Linked DNA regions of Mus musculus: all the other regions are linked to region 1. A link is a loop called in an ENCODE intact Hi-C map of the cell type or tissue named here. Cell type or tissue: left cerebral cortex. All regions are shown on one strand. Region 1 has its middle 79 kb from the start of Tmem260. Region 2 has its middle 92 kb from the start of 4930447J18Rik. Region 3 has its middle 9.0 kb from the start of Atg14.

Region 1 (8,000 bases):
AGCAGGGGCTGTCTCTGACTCTTTTGCCTGCTTTTGGGACCCTTTCCCTCCTCCTGGGTTGCCTCACTAAGCCTTAATACATGGGAGGGGCCTAGTTTTACTGCAACTTGATACGTCCTGTTTGGTTGATATCCATGGGAGGCCTGCCCTTATCTGGAGAGAAAGGTGCAGGGGTGGAGGGGGCAAAAGGGAGGTGGAAAGCCAGGGATTAGGAGGGGAAACTGCAGTTGGGATATAGAAAAAATTTTTAAAATAAATTTTCAAGTAAAAACAAAAAACAAACCAAACAACAAAAACAAAAACAAAAACAAAACAAAAACAAAACCCTGGGATGATTGGACTGGTGGCTCAGTAGTTAAGAGTTCTGATTATCATGCTAGAGGACCTGGATTTGATTATCAGCACCCACTGGCAACTCACAACCATCTGTAACTCCAGTGCAAGGGGATTTGACACCCTCTTCTGACTTCTGTGGACACCAAACATGCATGGGGTATACATACATACATACATACATACATACATACATACATACATACATACATGCATACATGCATACATGCATGCAGGTAAGACATTCGTATACATAAAATAAAATAAATCTATCTTTAAAGTTAATATAAAAGAAAATCTGGGTGAACATTGGGTGTTTCTCTGTTTTCTTATTTTTGTAGCAAGCTCATATTGTTTGGTTTTCTGGTGTTCATCATTAAGTACACCTGATTGGGTAGATAGGTGTGCTAGTTTAAAGGAAAATGGCTACCATAGGCTCACATGTTTGAACAACTGGTCCTCATTTTGTCGAACTGTTTGGGAAGGATTCAGAGGTGTGGCCATGGTGATGAAAGTGTCAGCGGAGGTGATTTCGGAAGCCCATGCAGTTCTAAGCTCTTAGCCACTGCTCCATGCATGCCTGCATGCTAGTCTGCTGCTATTCTCCCCCCACATGATGGTCTAACCCTCTGGAACTATAAACAGTCCTATGAGTTGCTTTGATCATGGTGTCTCTTCAAAGCAATAGAACAGTGACTAAGACACTGGCAGAGAATCTTAGCATAGAAGGAAACAAGTGCACTTACAATTGCAGAAATATGATTCTAAAAAGACTATTGCCCCTTTCGAGGATGTGGAGAAAGGGGAACACTCCTCCATTGTTGGTGGGATTGCAAGCTTGTACAACCACTCTGGAAATCAGTCTGGCAGTTCCTCAGAAAATTGGACATAGTACTACAGGAGGATCCCGCAATACCTCTCCTGGACATATATCCAGAAGATGTCCCAACTGGTAAGAAGGACACATGCTCCACTATGTTCATAGCAGCCTTATTTATAATAGCCAGAAGCTGGAAAGAACCCAGATGCCCCTCAACAGAAGAATGGATACAGAAAATGTGGTACATTTACACAGTGGAATACTACTCAGCTATTTTAAAAATGAATTTATGAAATTCCTAGGCAAATGGATGGACCTGGAGGGCATCATCCTGAGTGAGGTAACCCAATCACAAAGGAACTCACATAATATGTACTCACTGATAAGTGGATATTAGCCCAGAAACTTAGAATACCCAAGATATAAGATACAATTTGCTAAACGCATGAAATTCAAGAAGAACGAAGACCAAAGTGTGGACACTTTGCCCCTTCTTAGAAATGGGAACAAAACACCCATGGAAGGAGTTACAGAGATAAAATTTGGAGCTGTGACGAAAGGATGGACCATCTAGTGATTGCCATATGCAGGGATCCATCCCATAATCAGCTTCCAAACGCTGACACCATTGCATACACTAGCAAGATTTTGCTGAAAGGACCCAGATATAGCTGTCTCTTGTGAGACTATGCTGGGGCCTAGCAAACAGAGAAGTGGATGATCACAGTCAGCTATTGGATGGGTCACACGGCCCCCAATGGAGGAGCTAGAGAAATTACCCAAGGAGCTAAAGGGAACTGCAACCCTATAGGTGGAACAACAATATGAACTAACCAGTACCCCGGAGCTCTTGTCTCTAGCTGCATATGTATCAAAAGATGGCCTAGTCGGCCATCACTGGAAAGAGAGGCCCATTGGACTTGCAAACTTTATATGCCCCAGTACAGGGGAACGCCAGGGCCAAAAAGGGGGAGTGGGTGGGTAGGGGATTGGGGGGGGTGGGTATGGGGACTTTTGGGATAGCATTGAAAATGTAAATGAGGAAAATACCTAAAAAAAAAAAGACTATTGCCCCTTTCCTTGTATGCTACTATAATAAAGTACCTTAAACTGGTAATTTATAAAGAAGAGAAATTCATTACTTACAGCTCTGGGGAGCAAGAGGTCTGAGATCAAGGTTTCAGAAAGTCCCAATTTTTCTGAAGAATTAGGCTTTACACTCAAGGCGGTTCCTGGTTGGCTGTGTCTTCACATAATGAGAGGAATTGGATGGAAAATATTCAGTCTCTCAAGCCCTTCTATAAAGGTACTGATCCTACCCACGTGATTGAGTCATCACTCAAAGCCATCACTATATATATGTGTGTGTATATATATATATATATATATATATATATATATATATATATATATATATATATATATATATCCCAACTTTGTATCTTTTTTTAAAGGAGATGCTATCTAACAGTCGATGCTCTGGTCCCCTGGCTTTTAAAATCTTTCTGTTCCCTCTACTAGGGCATTTCCTGAGTCTTAGCTGTAGCGCTCGTGCTGTAGATGTATCCACACTGGGGCTGCTCACCCCACAGACAATTACTCTCTGTACTTTGACCAGCTGTGACTTTCTGTAATGGTTTCTATCTGTTGCAAAAAGGCGTGTCTTTCACAGAAGTGAGAGATACACTTAGGTGTGGGTGTAAGGGTAAGTGCTTAGGACACAGAAGTTATACTGCCCGAGGGAAGCAGCAGTAGCTGGCTCTTAGGGTCTATGGCCTTAGCAGCAGTTGGCAGCTGGCTAGGTTGACAGTACCAGGTGTGAACTCCCTCACTGAGCCATAAGTCTAACTAGGTAGCTGTTGGTTACCTCCAGGATGTAAGCACCGCCACTGTGCCAAGTGAAAACAGAGCACAGGGTAGGTAGTGAGAACCTGGATGACAGTTACGGCACACAGATTTTCCTCCATTCATAATGTCTGCCTGAATAAAATATTTAGATACTAATGTAATTGACACAAGACAACAGTGGTTTGTTTTGTCTTGAGACAGCGTCTCACTAAGATGCCCAGAACAACCCTGAATCTGATCTCCAGCCCAAGTTGACCTCAACCTTGGCAATCCTCCTGCCTCAGCCTTCAGAGTGGCCAGGATTATGGGCATTGGGCCACTAGACCTGTCAGGATTCTTGTTGGCAATGTTTCATTCCCACTGCATCCCCGAAGTCCCTGGGAAAATGTTACTTAAGCCTCCGAGAATACTTGGGGAGGTACATCCGGAATTCCCATCTGTGCTGCGTTAGCGCCCTCTACTGGCTCAATTATTTTCACCGGCACAACAACAGTAAAGGCTTATAGCAGTAAATAACTAAAGAAACAAGGACTTGAAACTGGAACTCCTTAAAAAGACAACACTCTATTTTAAGTGAGATGGTGTGACCCAAAAATACCATCACAACCGTTTCTTCCTGGTGCACAGATAGCTCTTATTGTAAACCACAGATGTTCGTTTGGTTGCTCCGATGCCACGATATTATATCATTCTGGTCCTATAATAACAATCACACTTCTGCCCCCCCCCCCAAGACAAACGTCAATGGCCAATTTGGACTGATTTAAAAAATACTGTCCAAACATCATCTAGACAAACAAAAGCATGCTGTTGTTTGGACAAGCAAGGAAACTATCTAGGGCAAGGAGAAATTCCAGGCTTCAGATACTGTCTCTTCACAAAGGAGAATGTATAGTTAGACTAAAAATATCTTTGTATCTGATCATCACAGGGTGGTGGGAACCTCTTCCATGTGCAGGGTTTGAAGAGTTTTGCATATTCACTAGTCTGGGTAGACACTACTGACTGTCTGGGTTTGAGGTATCTCTAATAGGCTGTGGCTTCAGCAAAAAGCAACAAGACTGCAGAGCGCACGCAGCACAGCATGGTGTACCCAGACACGAACTTAGTTCTCCGTCTCACACGTTCTAACACCATGTAATTTCATTCTCAAAAGACGGAGTTACTGCCAGTCAGCCTGGGACCCTCTGAATCATCATCAGGTCCTGTGTTAGCCACAGGACCTGTTTTACAATCTTGTGGTTCATGCTTTCCATAGGTTTCTTTTCAGAAAAATGCCTAGACTTCATTTGCTTTCTGTGTTCATTTCTGATAGCCAAAAGTGGGATATTACCCAAGAACCTTCTCGAAGGCTGTGAGGATCCCCACTGTCTACTGGAAGAGGGTCTTTCCTGATGCAGCAGTGTCCTCAGATCTTCCAGTTTCACAGTCAGACCCTCTGCTGGCCCCATTTCCCTACCCTTTCCCCCCCCCACTGTCTTAATACCATAGCACATTAGCTAAAGTTTTATATGTACAGGTTGCTCAACTATATATGATATTTAACGACATTTGCTCCAGCTATAGTCCTGTGTCCTTAACAATGCAAATGAGGAGATCCAAGACTGGGGCCATTGCCCTGGTAACCCAGAGCGTGGAACCGAAGAACGGAGGACTTTAAGGGAAGACAGAAAGACTTGTGTGCACATCTCTGCTGTCACTAAATGACCTTGGGCAAGTCACTTGCCCTATTCATGTCTTAGTCACAGAAAACGGGTCCAGTAACAGGATGCAAGTTGGTTGCAAGCATGGAGTGTGGTTGAAACACTGGACCACAGGAAGCACTTTCTAAAAGGTAGCTACATAAACCCCACCGTCATTGTCACTGATCCCACGCCACCATCCTCAGCCCCAAGTCTCCTTCAAATCTACAAGGCTGCGCCCTCTTCTTCTCAGAAGCATTGATATTTGCTTTGCACCTAATGTCTGGGTAGAAAAAAAAAGAAGAAGACAAATTTCTCTTTAAAAGGCGTTCCCTGGATCAATTTCATTGTCCTCTTCATGCCTCCAAACTCTTCCCACAATTTCCATGGATTCCAGAGCCCTGGAACCTAAGCCTTCTATTCTGCCTCTGCCAGGGGCCAATTGTAGGATATTTGGTCTCTTAGAACCTTAGGATTTGGGGAGGGGGGGGTCTGGGGACTGGAAAATAGAAACTTCACAAAACGGTTCAAAGAACTGATATAAGGATTCGGTGCCCCTCAGAGCAGACCCCCCCCCCTGTATTTCCTTTCATACTTGCTGGGGTAGTTCTGCCCCCTTGTCTCTGAGGTGTCCCCTATTTTGTTTGTGAAAGAAAGGGATTAGACCACTTTAACACTAGTGTCCCACGACACTTTACAATGTTTGGTGCGAGTCCCCACAAGACAGAATTAGAAAAAGAACAATTCAAAGATAGTTCCAACACCCTTGCTTCTTAGACACTAACTTCTTTTTCCTGGCTGACTTTCTCATGCTATACTCTGGAACTCTGTCTTTCTAATTCCTTGTGGTGAGTTCCATGTCTGTCTTTTCTCTCTTGCAACAAGCGTGTTTCTTTTTATTTGCCCATTGTTACTACATAACCTATTCTTCAAAAAGTTATTCTGTATCTTGTGTCCTAACCTTGAAGGCCATGACCTGATCTGTTTCCCAAACCTACTCTCAGCCAGCCTTACCCACCTCAGTCAATCTCCCCCATTTCCTTCCATTCAGTGAATAATTAAAAATTGAGCATTGAGGGCTGGAGAAATGGCTTCCATCTCCTCTGGTTCCCAGCATCCACATGGTGGCTCATAACCACCTGTAACTGCAGCCCCAGAGGATCCGACGCCATCCTCTGGCCTCCTTGAACACATGCAGTGTGCATACATACACGCATACACTCATAACACATAAAGCAAAAATAAAGCGTTTTGAAATTTTGAGCTTTATTCTTGAGTCCTTCTTTCCCTTTATCATCAACATCCAAGCATTCAGCAGATCTTGTTGTTCACCTCCAGAATATATCCATGTGTGTCAGCTTTCTCTACGGCTACCTGTGCTGTGCTGGATCAAGCTGCCACCATTTCCAACGCAGAATTGCTATAGTAAACCCATCTCCGCTCCCTTCCCATACCGCTTCTTTTCCACTTGGTACCCAGAGTAAGCTTTAAAGAATGTCAGTCAATCTGTGTGTTTTCCTTGTCCAATTTTATTCAATCTACTTTGATGTTCTGAGGCTATGGATAAAACCATCCCCTGGCCTTTCCACCTTCAATGGAGAGCCCCAGCCACTCTGAACATTGTGCTAATCAGATACCCCAAACCCACGCCTACTTGGAGATTCTTACTCAGCCTCCTTCTTTGGTCTGGAATGTTAGCCTCCAGCTCTCGGGTTAAATGTCACCTGATCAGGGACAACACTGCACACAGCACAACAGCGAATGTCATCTTAGCCCTGGTCCACGACTGTGTTCAATTTTAATAATTGCTTTCTGAGATCTCTCATATTTGATTTTCAGCCTACTCTATTGGAGTTAGGATCCTGGCTTATTTTCCTTGGTGGTGCCATTGCAGAGCCTAGGACTATACATGGCATAGAATAAGCTGTTCAATAAACAATTGCATGAACACAATCAAATCAACCCACATTGGCATAACAACACTATTACCATTTCCTACCACTAGAGGGCAACCAATCACCTAATTAGAATGACTAAATCTGTCCTTTCATACGTGCCTCCCAACTCAAGTTGATTTTAATCACTAACAGGGCAGATATCTTTTTTTTTTTAATGCTTTCAGAAAATAATAAAGGCCTTAGGTTTTCAAAACAGCCACTAGGGATAAGTCCAGGAGACAGTTTATTCCAGAATAACCAATGGAGATACTTTAAGTAAGTTTCTTATTTAATGGTGTTATTCAAGTTCGTTTGTTTGCTCATTTGTTTCATTCTGTAGAATGACATGCTGACTCTTGTGGTGTGGGATTTTCCAGGAGTTCGGATGAAATGTGTGTAGTAGATTGAGAACGGCTGAGGACGAATGAGTTCTGAGGACGAGAAGAGAAGCCCCTGCTCTGCGTTTGGCTGGAAGTGTTCTGTGCCATACAGCCATGCCTGCTAGGACAGCTTCAGATATAACTCAAGTTATTGCATGGAGGGAAGTTCTCCATGAGTGTGTTTTGTGTTTTTGACATGTGCTCTGTGATGTACCGAAGACACCAGAAAAGTTCTATCTTTTCTGTCCTGCCTTCTTACCATATTGGCTCTCAGTGTTTCATGTTGTTTTGTTCAGTTGTTTATTTTGTGGTATTTCTAGAAAATCATGTTCAAGGTCAAGAGACAGGAGGAAAGGGGAAGCCAGTGCCAGCCACTTCTCTCTTTCATCAGTAGAGGAGAAACCTTCCTGCTAAAGACCATTCGGCCACTGTTAGCTTTAAGGGACACTCAGAAAATGTCTGCTTAACAGCAAGAGAATCATCATGATGGATAGAAAGGCCAGGACTCATTGCCAAGTGCAGTCTGTTTGTTACAAACTATAACAGAACAGGTTTCCATTCAGTCCAAGGAAGGGAGCTCTTAACAGTATCTGCTTCAACCCTCTGCTGTTTCTTGGGAGCCCTGGAACTAGTGATTCTCAGCTGGCTTACAATGGAAATGGCACCAGCTCCAGCACTCTGCAGATGTGACACCTGGACGCCTGTCCCTAGCTTCTTCTGAGTCAAGTTCTCCTACACACACACACACACACACACACACACACACACACACACACACGAGAGAGAGAGACAGAGACAGAGACAGAGAGACAGAGAGAGACAGAGACAGAGAGAGACAGAGATTGACAGAGAGAGACAGAGATTGACAAAGAGAGACAGAGAGAGACAGAGACAGTGACAGAGAGAATCATAGATTCCTGCCTAGCCTTAAGCTTTGACTAAAGTGATCCTCACTAAGCCATTCTTGGCCAGCTCCATGTCGCGGGCATGTCTGTTGGGC
Region 2 (8,000 bases), 380 kb before region 1:
TTTTCAGCATGCAGTTTACAAAGAGGACCAGTTACAGTTCTCAGCATTTGGAGAGGAGCCCTGGAGCCCCCTGCCAGAGTTCTAAGGGGCGGGGAGGAGCTCTGAATTACTGTTAGCTATCCCTGACACAGGATTGCAAGGTCTTCAAAGGCGGAGTTACACCCCAGGGATCAGAGTGGTTTCAAATTCTGCTTCCCCACCCAGTGACAGAGCCATGCTGCTATTCTTTTTCATGGTCCTGTGACCCACCCAGCCACTGTGTAATCAATGTTTCCAGTCTTTTCCAAAATAAACATGTCCACGGTCATTTGCAATCAGGGAAATGAAAGTTTTCCATCTCTCTGTGGAAGCACCACTTAGTTTTGAAAACAAAGAATTTAGCAAAGGAATTTAATCTCTGGTTACTTTGTAATACATCTGTGGCACTAGACCCTAAGAGATCAGTTCTTTTCTCATCTTCTTTTAGGTTCAGTTAAATTCGTCACTGCCTGGCCCCCCACTCATTTCTGCTTTGTTCAGAATTATCAAACAGAATGGCTAGAGAGTAGGACCGTAACTGTATCCCATTTCAGGATTAAGCAATGAGGAAACGGGAGCCAAGACTGGAAATGAAAACGTCCTTGCAAATGATCAAGTGAAGATAGGACTTAAAACCCACAGCTGCCATTGTGCCAGGGAATTGTCTGCCCTCTTTGAACGAACTGCTGAGGGCTGCTTTGCATTTATATCAGGTTTTAAAGATAATAAATGCCATTCTTCCTGTTCAAATGAAATGTAATTTCACAACTGCTTTGAAGATAGCCCCTCTTTCTTTGTATCTGTGGAAACGAACAACCTCTTGCCCCGACACATCCCCAGCATCATACCTGTTTAGTATAAAAAGGGTTTGTTTGCTCTGGCTGACTAGTGATTTTATTTTAGAAAGAAATGACTGATTAAGAGTGGCGCAGACACCAGGATCAAAGCTTGCTCTTCGTACAATATGCTGGGGTGTCAGAGGCAGCCAAGCTGGTTATGTATCCACTGGGCTAAATTAGTGTCATTATCACCTCAGTAAAGCTTAGATATTAGTGTGTGCTGTGCTAAAGAACCCAATTACAGTATCTGCTGGACGACGTATTAAATGACACCATTTAATTAAAGCCTAATCTCTCTCTCTCTCTGGATGAGCAATATTTTCAGTTATTAAACATTCTTTCATTCAATTACTGCAAATCTCTGACCATTTTGGAGAGCAGGAAAGAAACTCATCTGGCACCCAGATGTCCCAGGAGAATAACCACTGTTTTGTGTTGTGTTTAGGACTTGGCGCCCAGTCACAGTCACCCAGGACAGACTGCACAGTTTGAAAATTCTGCAGATTTGCTTCTCAGGTTTTCGAGCAGCAGAGGGCCCTGTCTGCGACTCTCACTGGTTTTCTTCAAGGACTGAGGCATAATAGAGACCTCCAAAACACATTCAAAGGAATAAAGCCATTAAAGAAATACAGTTCCCATGCCAGGGGCTGAGCCCTGTGACTGATGTGGCAGTCATTCGTTTTGAATGAATGTCTCATCCTAGAACGCAAGAATTGAAATGAACTTCGACAGTGAACTCTAGAGATAATCTGTAATAGAAGGAATTTTGTACTTGTTAGAAGGAGAAATGAACTAGATAAAACTCGGGGGTACTATAAAAGAATCCCCATCCTCTGCAGTCCCTCAATCTTGCCATGGAGAAACCGGGGACACACATCTAGCTGTCAACAGTGGCTGCTAGCCAAACACCAATGGCACTTGGTATGTGGGGTGAAGGTGTTTGTCGGTCTTTCAGGCCAGCAATAAGATCCCATGGAGAGAAGAACAGGATGTAGCTTGTGTATTACAGATGGGGGGGGGGGCAGCAAGCTTCAACCCTAGGACTGAGAGCCAAGCTTTGCTCAGAGCCCAGGTTCTACCAATTTGTCTCAGCTCCCTAAAACCATAAGTTTGATGTTTGAAGCTGCTGGTTAAAATCCATGTTGCTCTATTTCTTCTGGCCAGTTCTTGTTAATGGAGGCTTGCTTGGAACTAGGTTCAGGTCTGAGAAAGGTAATAGTCAGCTTTGTCCATAAACGTGACTGTAGTGCAGGCTGGAGGTCCTGTGTCCATGGATGCCCTTTGTACACGGATGCCCTGTGTACATGGATGCCCCCGGTTTATGTAAAAACCTCGTGGCATTTGTTTTCCTGGTGTTACCCCTTTTGAAGACAACTCATATACTTTTCATAGGCCTGCAGGTAGGGAATATATGCCATGTCCGAAGCTCATTGTCACGGCTGTGAGTCAATCCAGCATGACACTGAGGTTAATGGAGTAAATTTGAACGTCCTTCATTTGTTCACTCAGTTAACAAATGCTCTTAAGTTTCTGATGACTGCCACAATAGAGACAGTCTGTTCCCAGAGAGCATCAAATTCAGATTCCCAGCCATATTTGTTAATTGTTTTGGCATTGTGCATATTACTTAACTATCTCACTGTAATGTAAGAATAACAACACATACCTCACAGGACGGTGGTAAACATTAACAGTCATTTCAGTGTCTTCTGTATGATTAATACACAGGAATGATAAATATGCTATGACTATTGACAATTATCTCCCTTGAACTATACTCTGGCATACAGGCTACATATAGGAAGTTAAGATTTATTTAAAAGCAACACTCAAATGAAGCAGCAAAAGTTTTAATACTGACTTGTGCAGGGGACAACACACTTTACTATCTATATATACATTTATGCATATCCATAGATACTGATCAGACTGTCTAACTTCAAGCATGCATACAATCTAGCATGCTTTCTAATTGTCAACTGTGTTGAGATTTCTCTCTGTGCTGGAAGAATTTTCAGTGTCGGGTGGAATGGCTGGATGTAATCATCAGCTTGAGTTACTTACACAAAGCCAGTTACTTGCCATCTGCCAACTAGAGCTGTGCCCTCAGGCCTTGCTTGGATGGCAGCCCACTGCTATGCAGCAGGGGGACGTGTTTCATCCAAATAACTTATCGCTCACTAACCAATTCTAACGTGAGAAAGGATTGCAGCTAGATGGTCTCTTAATGATAAAGGGAACAATGGGCATTCGTTGTCTTGCTTCTTGGCAGAAACCATGGCTAGGGTATGCATTGTGAGGATATTACCAATAGAGGGCTGAAGAATAAAATACTCAGAAAACTTGGAACAGACTCTAAGATAAGTCTGGTAGAAATGTGTCTGAGTAGTCTTGTTTATTGACCCAGACTGGGGTTGAAAGGCAAGAGAAAATGTGTAGAGATCAAAAATTATAAAGGAACCTTAGATGATGAACAAGTTATGATGTGTACAAGTCATGTTTACCATATATAGTATGACTGAAATAAAAAAAATAGGTATTTATGGGGAGGCCTGGGCAAACCCCCTGTTGAGACTAAGGTGTACTTAGTCAGTCAGGTAGCTAATGATACAAGATCTCGTCCAGGCAGTGGTGGAGCCCAGAGTGATCCATGGGCCTAATCTGTGTCCTGTTGAACTGGACCACCTGTTGTTTGAAGATTCCTACCTCTCCCTGGTTATCAAGAACACATCTTGTATAAACCAGATTATTTCTTCGTCTGCTTTCCATCCCTCCCTCGCTCCCTCGATCGCTCTGACCTCCCAATCAGCAATCCTTCCCCTAGCCTTTTCACTTTTTATTTGTCTTGATATACAGCTCAGCCTGGCTTCAAACTCGTGATCCTCCCATCTCAGGCTCCTGAGTGCTGGGATGATTGGCATGTGCTGTCATGCCTGGCTCCCTGTTTACTTTAGACATTATAGTTCAGCCTAGAATCTTCCGAAGCATGGTTGACAACCTCCCTTTACCAAGTCCGTCCTGTTCCATCTCCTCTAACATGCCCACTCCTCATGCTCATTTTTCACTGATGTCTCGGATCTAAAGACTGAAACTCCATGCATGAGCTATTGCAAGGGACCCCAGTGTCCTGGTTATTATTTATTTAGTGAACTTGACGTAGTCTAGATTCATTTGATAGACAGGAACTTGCCCCCATCAAACTGGCCTTGTCAGCAAGGCTGTAGGGACATTTATTTAAACAGTTGATGTGGGAGGGTCCAGCCCATTGTAGACTGTGCCTCCTCTGGGCAGTTGACCCCGAGTTGTAAAAGAAAGCAGATTGAGCAAGCTATAGGGAGCAGGCCAGTGAGCAGCACCCATCCATGAGCTCCGCATCAGTTCCTGCCTTGGGTTCCTACCCTGACTTCCTTTGACGATGGTCTGTGATGTGAAACTGAAACAACCCCTCCCTGCCCCCTCAAGTTGCTCTTGGTCCTCGTGCTTGTCATGGCAACAAAAACCTAATTAAGACACTGAGCTAGGACTTGGCCTCCTCATCTTTCTTTGTTCTGGCTCAACCATCCATACTGCTGGTGAATTTTTTGCTGTAGATACTTTAAACAAATTATCCCCTTTAGCTAAAAGCCTCCAGTGTTTTCCCAGGGCCCATGGTCCTAACTGTAGCACAAAGCAAATTTCACCTTGTTCACTTGGGCTGTTATTTTAGTCCATCCAGAAGTACTTGCTGTATGCATAGAATCTGTATAATCAAGGTATTTCTTCCTCTATCTAACTAGGTAATAAATCCCTTTGAGAGTGGGAGTCTGTTCTCAGGCTTCTCTTCTTCTCTTTCTTCTCCCAGCAGAATTCATAGAACGAGGTGCTGAGGGAGTGCTTCATATTCACACATTTGGTTAAGGCATGTGGCTGTGATCACTGGGGAATGTAGGAAAGAGACAAAACAGCCTCCAGGGCTAAGGTAAGTGATATCCCTAAAACTCACAAAGTGAGGAGGCATCTGCAGAAGTGGGATGGTAGATGACTGGAGCAGAAGAGTACCCACAGCGGGCATTAGTGGATTATGTCACATGAGAGCCAGCACCTTCTCCAGCTACATTGTCCTTTTACTTGGTAATATTTCCCAATATTGTAAACTATTAAAAGTATAATTTATTATTATTACTATTATTATCCATGCCAATGTATACACTAAGCCCCGTATCAATTGCTGAGTCAAACATCTTCACTTGGCTCAGTAGGACCCAGGCCTCTGCCTAAAACGCTCTTTCTCTTGTGCTCCTGAGACAGTAGCTGGAAAGAAGCTCCTGGCAGTCTTGCTGCTACCATAAGACCAGAGTCTGTGCCCATGCATCCAGCACAGCGGGGCACGGAGTTGAGGGCCACAGTGGAGTGATGCTCCTAGATCCGGCTGCAATGGAAGACAGTCTGGCTGAGACGTTTTGACGTTGTTGTTTTGTCTTCTGTTTATTTTCTATCTTCATATGCTACACACATGATTTTGGTGACTCTAAGATGCTTTTAGGCATAATCCTCATTAACTGGAGATTTTAGCATCTTGTGTAATTTAGTTTGATTTCATCTAATGCCTGTTCTGGCTAAAAGTGATAGATAGCATTTATTTGTTTCTTAATAAACACTCTGAGGTTAATTTCCTTACATATGTGAATTATCTTTTAAAGACTCTTGAGATAGTATTAGCTTCCTCTCTGGGTGCCATAACCGGGTTGAATCCAGAATCTAGAATCCAGAGATAGACCATTTGCCTAGCTCAGCTGGCAGCTAGGCAAAGGGCATTTTGTAGGTGAGGCATCTCGGGTAAATCAGGTTGTGGGCACTCCTCTGCTTACATTAAATGTATGAGTCACCAAACCGTTGAGGAGCTTGCCCAGTGGTTTCCCACATGCAGATCATTACTTAATTTTACATAGACTACAGGAGAAAAGTATGCCAGGGGAAGTTTACAGTCGATCTTGAACACCATCAAAGGTGATGAGTGGCAGTCAGGACAGCCCTTCCCTTCCCTTCCACTGGAGTTTGCAGATTGCATATTTACATGCATGCACGAGTGAATGTGACTCAGTTTTGAGTGAATACATGTGAAATTGAGATAGTTCCATTTCGCAGAAAGAAAGAGAGAGAGAGAGAGAGAGAGAGAGAGAGAGAGAGAGAGAGAGAAGGAAAGAAAGAAAGAAAGAAAGAAAGAAAGAAAGAAAGAAAGAAAGAAAGAGAGAGAGAGAGAGAGAGAAAGAAAGAGAGAAAGAAATGTTAAGGTATTATCTGAGAAGCACACTCTTAGAGCTTTTGACAGGTAATGAACATGCAGACTGGGAAATATACATGTTGATGCTGTGAAGTTGTTCATGGAGTCAGTCATCAGAGAGGCTATAACAGGAAACACCAACTTACTGTCATTCATGGAAGGCGAAAGAGCAGGACTTGTACTACCCAGACTTTGGGAATGTCTCAGGAATCCTGTAGTGTGAGATTGTGTCTTCACATGAAGTGGCAGAGTGTTCAGAGACACGAAGGCCCTACATGTATGATGTCAGAGCCAGGCAGACGCTAGTGTCTGTGTGGATGGCCACTGTTCAGGTGCATAGAGCAATGGTGTTGCAGAGACACTTGAAGTGGCAACAGCCTATGGGTGTCCTTGAAAAGAAGTAAATGGTCTAGAGAATTGGGAGACTGCAGGGTGCCAGGTGTGGGGAAATAAAAGGGTGGGAGAAATGACCCTCGTCCGGGCCTCTGGGTGGGTGGACTCAGGAGACTGCTGCAGGATCCCACATAACTCCTGAGAGACAGGCATTGGGCCGTGTTAGGCCACTGGACCCCATTCCATGAGGTGGGGAAGGCGCAGTCTCGGCTCTGACTCTCTGGCACCACAGACCATTGAGTACTGCGGAAGAGTCAGCTCTGGGGTCTCTGGGCCTCACGGAGGCCAAAGACAACAGGTTCACAGTCTCAGACATCCCAGATGCCACTTGATGTCATGTAAGAGCTGAGAAAAAAGTGGGGGTCCCGGGGGCTGCTCAGTCAGCCCCAGGGCCAAAGGGAGAAGGGGCAGCGGGGAAGGTGGTTTCTGGGTGGGCAAGAGTCTGGCTAGCTCAGGCTGTCTAGCTCCGCAGTTGGCTTGGGTTGACTGGTGGCCATGGCTAGAGCTCAGGAAGGCCTCCCAGCAGAAGGTTAGACATGCAACTCGTTAGAGGGAAACCTGCTCCATTGCTCCATCCCAGCGGATCCTGATGAGAAGAGACGGTCCATGGTTTCAAGGTGTTTACTGTAGAAAGGCAGAGAGAGGGAGACAAGTAGGTAAGTAGAAGCCAGCCATGGCCATGTGGAAAGAGGGAAGAAAAAGGGCGAAAGGTGAGAGTAAGAGCAAGAGCTTAAGAGAGAGAAGAGACAAGAGAGAGAGGAGGGGTCAAGCAGCCCCTTTTATAGTGGGCTAGGCTACCGGTGTTGCCAGGTAACTGTGGGGCGGAGCATACCTGCTATTGTCAGGTAACTGTGGAGGTGGAGTCCAGTCAGCCTACCTGACTGATGGCCTCAGAATTATGGAGCTGGGTCCTCGTGTCCGGAGCCTATGTCTGGGAGTATGGCAAATGGGCCGTCTGTCCCTTACAGATTAATCTGTTGGGTCTCCAAGGTTTGAACCTAGCTCGACCAGAAAACAGGCTGCCTTTCACAGTACCACAGGAGACCACCAATTCAGTATACAAAGACAACCCTGGCATCATAATTTTCCAAAACTGAGTTTACGAATCAAACTGAACCCCATGCCTGGCATCAGAGTAAGAACATGAATCCTGAAATAGATGACCTGGGTTCCCGTGTTCTTGTCACTCATTGGCTGGAAACTTCTCTGTGGAAGGTGCCATAATAATTCTCCTGGATTCATAGAATTTTATAGAGGACTATATGAGTTAGTGTGCCCCTTGGGTGGTAAATTCGTGTGCATGTGTACGTTGCAGTGTGTATGTGTGTGGGAGGAGCTACATGTGCTGTAAGTGTCATTCCTCAGAAGCTGGTCACCCTGTTGTTTTAAACTGGCCTCCAGATCACTGGTTCTCATAGGCTTGCTGGTTAGTGAGCTGTGGGGGTCTGCCCTGTAGTCTCCAACTCTGAGATTATAACTGCACGATTTTC
Region 3 (8,000 bases), 790 kb before region 1:
TTTTAGTCAGTGCAATCCACAGGGGTAAGGGATTAAGGCTGTAGTCACCCTAGCATCTATGACACAGTACTCACCTGGAATACTTAGTCCCTGCGTTTTAGTTGGTTGACAGGTATTTATCCACATGTTTTTGAATTAAAAAAAAAAAAGAAAGGCAACTGCTCATAGTAAGCTATAAAGAAGACTGTGACATAGATTGATAGAGAAGGTAGCAAGGGAGAGGCTGGGATAGTGACGTGGCTCTGTGGCAGGGCACTTGCCTAAGAGATGTGAGGCCCTGGGTCCACCCCCTGGACATAACTGTCTATGTTTATTGCGGTTTGAATATGCTTGGCCCAGGGAGCAGCTCTATTAGGAAGTATGGCTTTGTTGGAGGCGGTGTGTCACTGTGGGTGTGGGCTTTTAGACCCTCATGCTAGCTGCCTAGACAACAGTCTTCTGGTAGCAGTCTGATCGAGATGTAGAACACTCAGCTCCTCCTGAGCCATGTCTGCCTGGATGCTGCCATGATTCCTGCCATGATGATAATGGACTGAAGCAGCTCTGAACCTATAAACCAGCCTCAGTTAAATATTGTCCCTTATAAGAGTTGCCTTGGGGGCTGGTGAGATGGCTCAGTGGGTAAGAACACCCGACTGCTCTTCCAAAGGTCCGGAGTTCAAATCCCAGCAACCACATGGTGGCTCACAATCATCTGTAACGAGATCTGACACCCTCTTCTGGTGTGTCTGAAGACAGCTACAGTGTACTTACATATAATAAATAAATAAATCTCTAAAAAAAAAAAAAAAGAGTTGCCTTGGGAGCTGGAGAAATGGCTTAGTGGCTAAAAGCACTGACTGCTCTTCCAAAGGTCCTGAGTTCAATTCCCAGCAACTACATGGTGGCTCGAAACCATCTGTAATGGGGTCTGATGCCCTCTTCTGGTGTATGTGAAGATAGCTACAGTCTATTCATATACATAAAATAAATAAATAAACCTAAAAACAAAAACAAAAAACGAGTTGCCTTGGGCCTTTTTTCTCTCTTTTCTCCCTTCATCTCTGATGTCCCTTTGCCCCCTTCCACCACAATAAACTTCTCTCACGTGGAACTTAAAAAAAAAAAAAAAGAGTTGCCTTGGTCATGGTGTCTCTTCTCAGCAATGGAAACTCTAAGACACTTAGAAACCTAGTGAAAAGTTCCAGCTCAGGAACTTTGGGAAGGTCGTGGAACACTTGCCCCTCTGGAAGGGAGAGGCTAAATAACATGCCTCAGACCACAGGGTGGGAACTGATCTGCGGGTGGAGACACATTCCACAGGACTGGACCACTGCCCACCTTCAGACAAGTGAAGTCCTTGTCACCTCATTCCCTAACGACCAATCAGTTTAAAGGTTGCACTGTTCCACCAAGCAGATTGTGCCTAGTTGCTGATGCTCTATTCCGCCCCTGAGAACCATATAAAAACTCGCCTAAATGGGCACCAGGGGTCGCCACCTCTCCTTCGGGTCTGGGACGACCTCAGTGCACTGGAACAATAAATTCCTCTTGCTTTTTGCATCGATCTCAGCTCCACGTGGTTCACTCAGGGGGTCCCCGGTAAGCTAAGGCTCTCCGCTGGAGTCTTACACTAACACTCAGGAGCTGAGGCAAGGAGACTGCCTAAGTTACATAGCCAGACCTGATTTCAGACCTAAACACAGAGCAAGGGTATACCTTCATTAGATGTTGAAATGCAAATTCCACACCCTAAATTAAGTGAATTTGAGGTTTTAACATAAGACACACTTGACCTGATCATGTATGATGTATGAGTGTCATATTTCCCTCAAGACATTTAAAGAGGGCTGGTGAGATGGCTCAGTGGGTAAGAGCTCCCGACTGCTCTTCCGAAGGTCCAGAGTTCAAATCCCAGCAACCACATGGTGGCTCACAACCATCCGTAAAGAGATCTGACTCCCTCTTCTGGAGTGTCTGAGGACAGCTACAGTGTACTTACATATAATCAATAAATAAATCTTTTAAAAAAAAAAAAGACATTTAAAGAGTTGAAAAGAAACCTCTTTGTCTGCTGAGAACAGTATCCTTACGGCCCCCAATGTGAAGAACACACACTAAACTAGAAATCCATATCTTGTGGAAGAATGCCTGTTAGAGAGCATCTGAGGGATGCCAGAAGGAGACCAGAAACAATCTCTTGAGCACAAAGTGCAGCTTCCAGCCAGACAACACAAAGACGGCTGAGTTCATAGAATAGGCCACCTGGGAACAGGAGATTGGCGTGGGACACTTCAAGCTGTGTAGGCAGGTAGCTGACTCTGATCTTGCCCTCTGACGGTTTTGTTTTTCAAAGGGTTAAAATGGTGACAAGTGACCTTTACTGTCAACTCTAATACATCTGTGTGTTGGTGAGAAAGAAAGGGAAAGAAGCAGGAGGAATTGCACTCAACACATTGAGCCTCAAGTGGTCTGAGAAGAGAGCCGGAAGCAGTCTAAGACAGCCATGGAGCTCAGAGTGTTCTGAGAAGGGAGGATGGAGGTCTGTGGCTCGAGAATCTGGAAGATAAGAAGGCTGTATTCACTTTTTTTTGTTGGTTTGTCTTTTGTTTTGTTTTGTTTTGGTTTTGGTTTGTTTGTTTGTTTGTTTTTGTTTTGCTTTTCGAGACAGGGTTTCTCTGTGTAGCCCTGGCTGTCCTGGAACTCACTCTGTAGACCAGTCTGTCCTCGAACTCTTGAAATCAGAAATCTGCCTGCCTCTACCTCCCAAGTGCTGAGATTAAAGGCCTTCGCCACCACGGCCCGGCTTGTATTCACATATTTTAAAATGGAAGGTGTACAGGAGATATGTACAGGAACGTGCTGGAGAGATGGCTCAGCAGTTAAGAGCATCTGCTATTGGACCCAAGTTCAATTACCCAAGTTCAGTATGTACGTGGAAGCTCACAATGGTCTGTAATTCCAGCTCCTGGGGATCTGGCACCCTCACACAAACATACATGCAAGAAAAACACCAGTGCACGTAAAGTTAAAATAAACAATTAAAAATATGAAACATGTATTATGAGTTTACAAACTATCCCTACCTACCTAGGTTGAAGAAGAAAACACAGGAGGGGTGTTGTATATTGCACCAGGAGGGGATGGAGCTGCCCTCAGAGCTCAGACTTCTGAAAAAAAATTGCCAGATCATATTAGAAGAGGGAAAAAAAGAAACACACACACACACAGAGAGAGAGAGAGAGAGAGAGAGAGAGAGAGAGAGAGAGAGAGAGAGAGAGAAAGAGAGAGAGAATGGCTCACATTAAATCTCAGAGTGAATTGTAGTTTAGCGGTAAGAAAAGACCAGCCACTTTCACCTTCTGTTGGGATGGGGTGGGGTTGGAAAGGAAAGCAAAGGAAGTCCCTCCCACTGTCCCTACCCACTTGATTGAACAGTCTCACTGTTCCTTCTCCCGAGAGGTTAAAGGTTGAAATGAAAAGACTTAACTGATCAAGGCTGTAAAAGCATCTTCCATCCTGCATTTGCTCCAGTACTTTGGACCAGATGTGTATCCAGGAGTAGAGGGTGTGGTGCTGTTCTCTAAAGCCCTCGCTGCCCTTGCTGAGGGCTGAGCTGAGAAGAGGGAGCCACTCTGGCTGCGGGGCCAAACAGTTAGGATTAAAGAGGCTAGAAAGGTTAGAATGCTCTCCTGGGATGGGGATATGGTAAAGACAGCATTGTTGTGGCAGCTATAGCTGCACAAAGGCTCCCAAATATACACAACTCCTGGGGTAGTCTTGACCATGCTGCTGTTGGCAGAATGTGGACTTAGAACGCTGGACTAGAAAAAGCGGTTAAACCCTTTAATTGAGACTTAATGGGCATATACCCCTTAATGGACCTCCATGAGCATGGAGGACAGAGGTACTGAGAGCAATGTAGACTATGACAGCCTGGCTCACCAGGGCTCAGAGGAGAAGAATACTGCTTACATGGCCTAGAGACCATTCTTGTGATATTTTGAAGGATATGGCTTCTTTCTGCCCTTGCCCAAAAAATCTGCCTGGGGTTAAACTGGATTAGTGGCAGCAGCAGAGGAAATTTCAAGACAGGCTGGTATTGACTCTTGTGTCATGTTTGCTGGCTACTCTTACACAGATCTATAATGAAAAGAAGCAAGCTGATCAAGGAAAGATACAAAATGTATAGGAGGAGAAGAAGAAAAAAAAAAAGCTGGGTGTGGTGGCGCACACCTTTAATCCTAGCACTCAGGAGGCAGAGGCAGAGGCAGGTGGGTTTCTGAGTTTGAGGCCAGCCTGGCCTACAGAGTGAGTTCCAGGACAGGACAGGCTACATAGAGAAATCCTGTCTCGAAAAACCAAAAGAGAGAGAGAGAGAGAGAGAGAGAGAGAGAGAGAGAGAGAGAGAGAGAGAGAGAGAGAGAGAGAGAGAGAGAGAGAGAGAGAGAGAGAGAGAGAGAGGGAGGGAGGGAGGAAGGAAGGAAGGAAGAGAGAGAGAGAGAGAGAGAGAGAGAGAGAGAGAGAGAAAGAAAGAAAGAAAGAAAGAAAGAAAGAAAGAAAGAAAGAAAGAAAGAAAGAAAGAAAGAAAGAAAGAAAGAAAGGGAGGGAGGGAGGGAAAGAGAGAAAGTTTAAAGAAAAGCCAAATGCTACACCAAATGATAGGAGTGGTGACCTCAGGATAAGACCCCACCCAGCTAAGCTTCTAACTTGTAAAAAGTAATTAAATAAAATCATAAGCAGTGAGGAAAGTGGTCAGCAGCAGAACCAGGGAGCCTTGTGCCAACCCCAGCAAACAGCAGGACTTGGCAGGGAGCCTTGTGCCAACCCTAGCAAACAGCAGGACTTGGCAGCTTTGCCGTAGAGTCAAAGATTCAAGGGCTTACGGAATCTTCCATCATGGCTAAGAAGAACCACTGAGGTCAGGCATGTGTCAGGAGTGTCCTTTCATGGAGGCTCAGGCATGTGTCAGGAGTGTCCTTTCATGGAGGCTCAGAGAGGCCATTTTGTGCATCTGAGAGGGTGAGGCCTAGATTACCCTGTGGATCCCAAAATGTGGAAGTCAAGTCGCTAATGTCATGTGATCTCTGCTGAGGAAGGCTGCTAACACGTTTGGAAACAGCTAAAGGGAAAGAAATATGTTGCGGTCAACAACGCTGAAAGGGGTTGGAGATTTGAAGAGCACTTTGACGTCAGATGTAGAGATACAGAATTTGAAAAATTCCCCTGCTTGCTTTAAGTCTTGTTTTGGTCCAGGATTCCCTCACTAGGCTTCCTTCCCTCCGCTTTTGGAATGGTAAGACATGCTTTCTGCCATTGTGTATAGGAAGTTATCGATCTGCTTTTTGATTTTGATTTCACTGGAGTTAAAGTTAAGAGATTGCCTTGAGTCTCTGAAGAGTCTTTAAACTTTTACAGTGTTGAGACTGGGATAGACTATGGGGACTTTTGGAACTGGGTTGAATGCATTTTTGCATTATGATATTGCTACAAGCCTATAGGGGTCAGGGAATGGAATGTGAAGGTTTGAATAAAGATGGCCCCCATAGACTCATAGATGTGAACGCTTGGTCTCAAGTGAGGGGCACCATTTGAAAGGATTAGGAAGTATATCACTGGGAGTGGGCTTTGAGGTTTCAAAAAGCCCATAGTCTGTCTTTCTGTCTCCCTTCCTCCCTCCTTGCTAACTATAGATTCAGATGCTAACCTCTCAGCTACTTCTCTAGCACTATGCCTGCCTGCGTGTGGTCATTATTATCTGCCATGACGACTATGGACTAAACCTCTGAAACTGTAAGGCAGTCCCAACTAAGTACTTTAGTTTGTAAGAGCTGTTGTTGTTACGGTGTCTCTTCACAGCAGCAGAACACTGACTAATACACATGTCACTTGAATCATTACCTGTAAATGTATCTTTTATTTGCCTGATGTGATTGTTATCTCGGAGGCTTAGTGCTGAGTGAACTCACTCTTTCTAGCTCTTTCTGAACTCTGGCTAACTGGATCAACTCAGCTGTGATTCAGCTCTACTCCAAGTTCATTGATTCCAACTGGCTTCTTGCTTCTGACTGAATTGCTCTGCTGGGTCTCAAACTAACTCGGCAATCTGTTCTAATCTTCTGGCTCCTTCTCCTCTGGCTTGTTCTGTCTTCACCTGCGTCTAGCTTTTTCTCTCTACAAACAACCTGTCTCTGTAAAACTGTCCTGGTAAAAACTGCCTCTGAACTCCACAAACTGCACTGCCATCTGTTGAACTGCGGAGAACTCAACCCCCCTGTGCTGCCTCTCAACTCAGTGACTTCACTGAACTGACTGACGGGAACTCAGAAATCTGCATGCCTCTGTCTCTTGAGTGCTGGGATTAAAGGCATGTACTACAACACCTAGACCTAATCTTTTTTGTACCTAGAACTTGATCAGTACCAGGCTGGTCTCTCAAAGATCTGCTTGCCTCTGGCCCCTGGAATTAAAGGGTTGTCTGTGAGAGATCAAATCTTTTGGGTTGAGACTCCATCTTAAAGAACCTGACCTAAGGTTGAACTCAAGTTAATTAACAGGCTGGTATCTAGCACCAGTTTCCAGGTTACCTCCCAACAAGACCTGCATCTAGTATCAGTTTCCAGGTTGCTCCCCAGCAAATCTGTACCCTCAGGTTACAAGCCCGCCCCTGACACTTCACTTCCTAACAACCACCAATCAGGAGGAAAACAGAAGTTAAGTTTATAGTTAGGCTCTCAGCACCAGCCAATTATGTTAAAGGGTGTAATTGCCCACCAGTCTGATGTGTACTAGGCTAGATACCCCTTTTTTTCCCTCTATAAATGCTTACCTAAAACTGGGCTTGGGTGTTGGGAGCTATTAAGACAACTCTTGATCTCTGAATTGGGCCTCTCCCACCGAGAAGAAAAAGGGGTCAAAAGCGGGCCACGGACACATGGATTCCGGGAACCACGGGAGGTTCCAGCCCTAGGTCATCACCGATGTCCTGACCACACCCTGATACCACCAAGTTCTTGCTTCCCCGTGTAGCTGCCAAAAGAAAGAATTTCTATTGCCCCCCTCCCATAAGTACTTCTCCTTTTGCTTGTATTGCCCCACCCCTCCCACTGATAAGTGTCTGTACTTCCCCTTTTGCTTGTGCATTTAAGCCTTAGACCTTTTTCAATACATTAGGGTCCTGATACAACTTCAGAACGGTTTCCGTGTCCTTACTCTTACAAGACCCTCGTCTCTCTCTACCCCCCATTTGGTTATTAGGAGGAGGTCCCCTCGAGATCCTCGAATAACTGGACCTGCTGGACGGGTCACTTGGGACCCTCTCCTGTTCTCACCATCAGAGACAGTGGTGTGGCCCAAGCTCAGGCTTGGATAAGGAGACCCTAGTGTGATTGGATCAGATTCGGTTCCTTGGGGTTCACGAACGTCTCCTGGCACAACATCTGTATTCTAGCCAGAGTAGCTGTTGCTGGATTAAAATTCCTCTACAAAAACCTCTTGTTAGATGCTTACCATTGATACCCAATTTTAAACAGTGCTGAAGTACACATTGCTGCCTATGTCTGGAACAGTTGTCCCGTGTTTGCTTAGGAATTGGTGTTTCTGGGATCAGAGACCTATAGACAATAGAAAGGCCCCAGGGTTCATTTAGATACATGCAAAGAACTCAATGTAAAAAATCAAGAGCCTGGGGCAGAGAACATCCTTCAGGAAGTGTCGTTTGGATACTGACTGGTGGTTTGAAAAAGAACTTACCTTACACTGAAATAAGAGTCTAGACCTGCTCTATGCAATTAATTTAAATATTATTTGTGCTTGACAGGCACGGTAACCAGTGGCTACCCTTGGGTACCAGGACTACAGGACACTCCCAACACACAGAGCACACTCTAGACAAATCAAAAAGTCACAATTCTTTCTCAATACAATGTAAGACCTAAAAAAAAAAAAGCAGGAGCAAAATGGAGGTTAGCATTACATCATGTACTGTAAGGGCTGATGCCTTCCTAAATGTGTTTGCTTGG

What was found. A loop is a pair of places that touch in the nucleus more often than their neighbours do. Peaks named below come from ENCODE experiments on the same cell type or tissue, not always from the same donor. Only the 100,000 strongest peaks of a DNase experiment are listed, where the experiment ranks them.
Region 2: a loop joins it to region 1, with 2.1 times the contacts of the local background. A loop is called at or near these places in 2 of 42 quality-filtered maps.
Region 3: a loop joins it to region 1, with 5 times the contacts of the local background. A loop is called at or near these places in 17 of 42 quality-filtered maps.

Annotation. Positions count from the first base shown.
Region 1 is chr14:48,363,835-48,371,834 of GRCm38, forward strand. No RefSeq gene overlaps it. Among named protein-coding and RNA genes, the nearest start is that of Tmem260, 79 kb to the right of the region's middle. In left cerebral cortex, CTCF peaks have their summits at 3,459 (motif pointing left) and 6,681 (motif pointing right); DNase peaks (open chromatin) are centred at 2,797, 3,013, 3,455 and 6,686.
Region 2 is chr14:47,986,541-47,994,540 of GRCm38, forward strand. No RefSeq gene overlaps it. Among named protein-coding and RNA genes, the nearest start is that of 4930447J18Rik, 92 kb to the left of the region's middle. In left cerebral cortex, a CTCF peak has its summit at 1,385 (motif pointing right); a DNase peak (open chromatin) is centred at 4,727.
Region 3 is chr14:47,573,463-47,581,462 of GRCm38, forward strand. No RefSeq gene overlaps it. Among named protein-coding and RNA genes, the nearest start is that of Atg14, 9.0 kb to the left of the region's middle. In left cerebral cortex, no CTCF peak of the experiment used is centred here; a DNase peak (open chromatin) is centred at 4,863.